Linked DNA regions of Homo sapiens: region 2 is linked to region 1. A link is a contact called in ENCODE Hi-C or POLR2A ChIA-PET data. All regions are on one chromosome and are shown on one strand. The core of a region is the stretch at or near the end of the contact, and the rest is flanking DNA. Distances in the headings are between cores, read along the strand shown.

Region 1 (3,182 bases), core at 221-2,720:
GAGCTCTCAAACGACTGGGTGAATGCCTCGGGCCTGAACTTCTGGCCTCCCCACTCCCACCCTTGGAATGGGATAATTTGGGAGTCATCTGTGGGAGGGCTGCCAAGGCCTTAAATTTACTACTTGGAGCTGGGATAATTTTCCCCAGACGGGGCATGGAGGGGGAGAGAGGAGGAAGGAAGCGGGGTGGGGGCTGCAGACCTGGTCAGGGCCACGACAGCTCCAGCTCTGCCAGCCAAAGAAGGCCTCACTGAGAGGCCCCATCCAAAGGGGTGTCTGAAACAAGGGCAGGTCACACCCTGGAGGGGGAAATGCTTTCACTGCTATGAAAACCCAGGAGAACAGAAGGATTTACAGACAAAAAATAAAGCCAACAAGAGCTTCCAAATCATGTCTATCCCTCCCACTTCCAATCTCTGACTCATCTTCTAAGCCCAGTTTCAACCTCACCTACTGTGTGAAGCTGTCCCTGACCCACACACCTCCTGTCAGCATTAACCATTCATTTCCTTTTAACTTTTTATTCTGGAATTTTCCAAGCATATACAAAAATAGAGAATATGATATAACAAACTCTCTTATACCCACGCCCAGCTTTAATAATGACAATTATCAATGTTTTGCCAAATTGTTCATCTATTCTCCAACCTTTTTTCTGGAATGTTTTAAATCAAACCCCAGACATCATATCATCTCACCCCAAAACACTTAAGATGTTTTTCCCTAGCGTTACTTATTTATTTATTTATTTTGAGATAGAGTCTTGCTCTGCCGCCCAGGCTGGAGTACAGTGGTGTGAACTTGGCTCACAGCAACCTCCACCTCCCAGATTCAAGTGATTCTCCTGTCTCAGCCTCCTGAGTAGCTGGGATTACAGGCTCCCGCCACCCTGCCTAGTTAATTTTTGTATTTTTAGTAGAGACAGGGTTTCTCCATGTTTGCCAGGCTGGTCTCGAACTCCTGACCTCAGGTGATCCGCCTGCTTTGGACTTTCAAAGTGCTGGGATTACAGGCATGAGCCACCGGGCCTGGCTTTCCCTAGAGTATTTTAAAACAACCTAGACATCTGCATGCATCTCTGACTGAGAAGGACTGCTTTCCCTTTAACATAACCACTTGCCATTATTATATCTAACATTTACAATCATTCTTTATGGCACTTAGCTCCCTGTGGCATTTGTCATGGTTCGTTTGGTGTGAGAGTTACACCGAACATAAGTGTGTATCCCCTCTATTTGACTGTAGTTGCGTTTGGAGCATGGATCAGACCTCACTTATTCTGGAGTTCTCAAGGACTCCCAACAGCACCTGCTCAGAAGCCCTGGAAAGTCAGAGCACAATTAAGGACATTCGCTCTAAGAAGACACTCTCACGGTTATCGCTGGAACCCAGGGTCCCTCCAATTGGAAATGTGAAGTCAAAGGAGGAAATTGCTCTTAGGCTGAGTCACAAGACTCGTGTCCTTTTCTCCTGAGGTAGATAAGAGACACACACACAGGCAGATACACACCTCATGCCTCCAGGAGCCGCAGAGGCAGAGAATGCAAAAAATGTGGTGGTGCCAGCCGCAGCGAGGTCTGGAAATGCCTTCTTAATTGAGCCTTTCTGGGAGCTGCACAGGCTGGCTGGAGGAGGGACAGGAATGGAGAGGCGAGTGAGGTGGAAGGGGCCACGAAGGGCCATGTCTGAGATGGGGCCCAGGGGTCTTTGATCCTACTTCGTTTGTCATGAGTTTAGAGACCCAGAAAAAAGAGCCTTGAGTTTCTTCCAATAAAGCACTGTTACCTGAAAAATGCCCATCAGAACAGAATTGCTCCACCTTTGAATGGTTCTGTCTATAGGAAAGTCTTTTCTAATAGGAGCCCAAGTCTCTTTTCCTGCAGCTTTCACACACTGGGGCCACTCTGAACAAATTTAGTGGTTTGACAGGAATGATTAGGGGTGGGGATGGGACTCAGAAACCTCTGCAGGGTGCCTAGTAAGTGCTAGACATCTTGCATGCATTAAGTCGTAAACCAGAAAACTCCAGAGAGACCTTTGCTGTGGATATTACTGTCCCATGTTGCGGATGAGGAAAGGGGCTCTGGGAAGTCTGCAGGTTGCCCAGGACACAGGTCCACCCAGCTCTCATCTAGCCTGTCTTCTGGTTTCCCTTCAGATGGCTGGAAACACGGCTCCTGGCTCCTCGAGCCCTCTGGTCTCCCGGCTTCAGACCTCCCTTACAGCACATACTTTCCCAGCCCATCATGACCAGCTTCTGGGGTTCCCTCTGTTTGGTCTGCAACCCTCTTCAGTGAGATCCCAGACAGGGACATAAGCATTCTTGTTGCTTTGCTGGGAAAGCACGATATGCCAGCCAGCAACCGATGTACATCATCATTTGCTTGAAGAAATAACATGAGCTTGTGACTCCTGGCCACACTCTGGGTAGCAGGAGGAGCACAGTCTGAGGTCAAAGGATGTCACAACTCTCAGCCAGGCTGGCTGAGACAGGTTCTAAAACAACCCTTTCCAACCTACTGCTCTCCTACTCCCAGGACCTGGAGCCACTGACCCTGCCATGGAACAGGTTGCATGATGTTTTACATCAAATTGTATTGATTCTTTGGTGAATAGGTAATACGTTCTCATGGTTTAAAGTTTAAAATGGTACCAACGATATAAAGTAGAAATCCTCCCTCCTACTCCTTCCTCCCATCACCCATCTTCCACTTCTAGGAACAATGTTTCCAGCTTCTGGTGCATTCCTTCAGATGTAGTCATCATGGATACAATGCAAATAAGTAGGTATATGTGTATCCCTATTCCTTTTTCCTTTTTAAATACAAAATCAGTGTATTATACTGTTTACCACTGCCCTCACCTTTAAAAAGTTTTTTAGATTTTTTGTAGAGATTGGATCTTGAGATGTTGCCCAGGCTATCTTGAATTCCTGGCCTTAAGCGATCTTTCACCTCGGCTTCCCGAAGTGCTGGGATTATAGTTGTGAGCCACTTGAACTCCCTCCTTTTATTCACTTAGCACGTATACCTGCAAGTTTGTGACTTGAAGGGGTTTAAATTTACCCTCTTCTGCACCAGTGGTCCGAATGTGAACCCTACACTGTGAACCCAAGACAAAACACAATGCAGGCTGGGCATGGTGGCTCACACCTGTAATACCAGCACTTTGGGAGGCTGAGA
Region 2 (3,182 bases), core at 481-2,980, 34 kb after region 1:
ATAAAGTGTGGGCTAGAGGCCTGCCCTAACATTTGCAGAGCCTGGGGCAAGAATGCAAATTAATCAATCTATTATTTAAAAGTTATAAAATAAGCCTAAAACTATTAACTAAAATATATTTTATCCTTCAGCCAAGACAAATAGATCTTTATAATAACATGAAGCCCATGTTCTAATTTAGAATTCTCAAAAGGGGAGCTTACCCCTAGCCCATGCCCAACCCCCTTCCCTTCCCTTCCCCAGCAATGTCCTTGCCCACAAGGACCATTATGCATCCCCATCTGGACACAGCAGGGCACCCAGCTCAGAAGCCCAGGTCCTCTTCCAAATCCCTTGAATGCAAATATCCTGTGTTGCCCCTGGACCTAGGGGTGCACACACTGGCTGTGTATCCCTCGGTGGCCCCCGGGCTTAGGGGTGGGTGCACATGCTGGTTATATATCCCTTGGTGGTCCCTAGGCTTTGAGGTGCACGCACTGGCAGCATATCCTGGGCCTAGGGGTACACACGCTGGCTGTACAATCCATACTTGGGAGAACAAATCTGAGGAAAGACCCATGTAGGCCCCAGACCTGGCTAGTGGTGTTTTGACAGGGAATTCCAGATGCTCAGGGTAAGGACTAGACTGAGGAATGCAGGCTCCTGGTAGCCGTATGCCCTTGACTTGTTGGGCTCCTTGCCCATGGGCATGGGCATGGTCCTAGAAAGTGCTGGACTCCTCTAGCACAGGCCTAGGCGTGAGATTGCTGTACTGGTAGCAGCCGTAAGTGTTAAGTTCCACAGCTGGGTAGGTGGGGAGAATGAGGTGGCAAGCGTGGGCCTTCATCTAGCAATCCCTTGTCTGCCCAAGGCCAGGTGATGACATTCAGTGGCTCATGTCTGCTGCTCTGTCCAGCTCTTTGATGTCAGGTGCCATGTCATTTTTGTACTCTTGGTAGCAACTATTAAAGCACTATCCTTCAAGGCATAAGTGTTCAAGGGGCAGTTCTAAAATGTGTCGTGATACACATCATGAAAATAACACTGGACTTGGAATCAGGACGCGTGGGTTCTCTCTCTGCTCTGCCACAGCTCACTCAGCTTAGGCTTATCATGTTTCCTCCCCAGGCCTTATATTTTCCCGTCTAGAAAATAAGGGTGTTGGTGGCCGGGCTGTGTGGCTCACGCCTGTAATCTTTGGGAGACCGAGGCGGGTGGATCACCTGAGGTCTGGAGTTCGAGACCAGCCTGACCAAGATGGAGAAACTCCATCTCTACTAAAAATACAAAATTAGCTGGGCGTGGTGGTGCATGCCTGTAATCCCAGCTACTTGGGAGGCTGAGGCAGGAGAATCGCTTGAACCCAGGAGGCAGAGGTGTGGTGAGCCGAGATAGTGCCATTGCACTCCAGCCTGGGCAACAAGAGCAAACTCTGTCTCAGAAAAAAAAAAAAAAAAAAAAAAGAAAAAAGAAAAGAAAAGAAACGAAAAGAAAAGAAAAGGGTGTTGGGCCGACAGTTTCCAAAGTTCCATTCGGATCTGAAGGTCTGTGGTTTATGACTCCTGCAAGCTAGTTTTCCTTATCTGTCCATCTTTCTCAACCCTAGGTACTCAGTACAATGACCCAGGAAGTTTTACCAAAAAATACCAGAGCCCAGGCCCTACCCCCAGAGATTCTGCTTCAGTTCTTCTGAGGCGTGGCCCAAGCCAAAGCTCCCCAGTGACTCCGAAGTGCAGCCGCGGCTGAGAAGCACTGTTAGAGTTGGACGGCAGCTCTTGACTCCTCCCACTCCTCACCCACATCCAGGGACAATGGAGCCGGACAGATGCCTGGCTGCAAAAGCAGAACAGCTGTAGGCAAGGCTAGACTCTGGGATCCTGGGGCGGGGGTCTCCTGCTCACTCTCCAGGAAGATGGGAATAAAGAGACCCAATTTCCTGGCCTCAGGCTCCTCGCCTCCCTATCCATCTTCCCATCCTCCAGCTGAGAGCCTAGGGGGAGGAGGAGGGAGAGCAGGCAGCTGCCTAATCTGGGGAGATTTTCTCAGGGGTGGGGGAGGCTGACTTTTGGCTCCAGTCTTCCTCCGCCCTCACAGCTGGAGCAGCCAGAGTGAGCGCGCTGGGGCTGGGATCTCAGCTGCTGGCAGTTGTTCCCATGTTCTGTCCCTGACAGCTGCAAATCTGCTGACGTGTTGCATGTGTGTGTGTCCACATGCGAGCGTGGACTCCAGCAGAACAAATAAGAATAATAAGCAGAACAAATAAGAGGTAGAATGTGGAGCCCAGGAGGTTGCCTGTTCTTCCTAGACTTCAAGTTACCCCTGAAGCCTTCCCTGACCCCCAGCTTCCTCCAGGCTGTAGCTCCCACGAGCCCCTCGTGCTTCCCCTCATTGAGAGTCCATGCTAGCAGCGGATTCGATGATTCCAATAGCTACATTTACTGAGCGGGTCCTGGGTGCCAGGCATTCTCCTAAGCAGGGTAGATTAATGGTTCTATTTAACCCTCAGAATAACCTTATGAAGCAAGCATTATGATTATTTCTATTTTATAGATGAGGAAACCAAGAAAAGATATGTTAACATTTAATCCAAGATCACACAGCTGCGAAGATTCAAAGTCAGGCAGCCTGGTGCCAAAACGTGAGCTCTTTAACACGTTGCTATTCTGCCTGCTGTTGGTGATTGATCACAGGTGAAGGCCTGTTCCAATAAATGAGGTCTCTCAGCCCTGACATTCTAACAGTGGTGTTGCTTGTAGAGACACACATTTTATACTTTGAGTTTTTTTTGTTGTTGTTGTTTAGATCAGAGTTTATCTTGGACAATATTGGCTGAGTTCATAAGCCAAAGTCAGAAGCACCTGTCATCATCCTGTGGGGCTCTGCTTCTGGGTGGACTGTAGGAGAAGTCCTGAGAGGAGAATGGTCTGGGCAGCATTGCCAGAACTGGGCTACAAAACAAGATTGTAAAACCACTGAACAAGAGAACCCCCGATGGTGGTGCAGAATGTGTGGGGCCTGCACCCTCCAGCTTGCAAAGGCTTCTGTTCCCTGGACACCTGAGGCCTTCGCCCAACAGTAGTGTTGGGTTGGGTTGAAATATCCACATGCCGGCCGAGCGCAGTGGCTCATGCCTGTAATCCCAGCACTTTGGGAGGCCAAGGTGGGCGGATCACGAGATAAGGATATCGAGACCATCCTGGCTA

The links. Hi-C counts contacts between places; a loop is a spot of excess contacts on that map. ChIA-PET counts read pairs that join two places held with the same protein, here RNA polymerase II (POLR2A). Pooled maps may share reads with other maps.
Region 2: a map of PC-9 shows a loop between it and region 1 (5-fold over the local background). The contact joins two enhancer-like sites. A Hi-C loop is called at or near these places in 4 of 168 maps with a recorded cell type or tissue (Caco-2, Calu3, PC-9 and 1 more) and 1 of 50 pooled maps. POLR2A ChIA-PET finds 5 or more read pairs at or near these places in 7 of 52 experiments (Caco-2, K562, MCF 10A and 4 more).

What each region holds. Positions count from the first base shown.
Region 1 is chr3:193,780,966-193,784,147 of GRCh38, forward strand. No RefSeq gene overlaps it. Among named protein-coding and RNA genes, the nearest start is that of LINC02038, 61 kb to the right of the region's middle. RefSeq lists silencers at 1-2, 255-549. Within about 2 kb of position 1,471, at least 11 of the 41 ENCODE cell types and tissues checked have a DNase peak (open chromatin) inside an H3K27ac peak, as active enhancers do; they include PC-9, where a contact is called at or near this core.
Region 2 is chr3:193,815,086-193,818,267 of GRCh38, forward strand. No RefSeq gene overlaps it. Among named protein-coding and RNA genes, the nearest start is that of LINC02038, 27 kb to the right of the region's middle. RefSeq lists an enhancer at 7-918. Within about 2 kb of position 1,731, at least 16 of the 41 ENCODE cell types and tissues checked have a DNase peak (open chromatin) inside an H3K27ac peak, as active enhancers do; they include PC-9, where a contact is called at or near this core.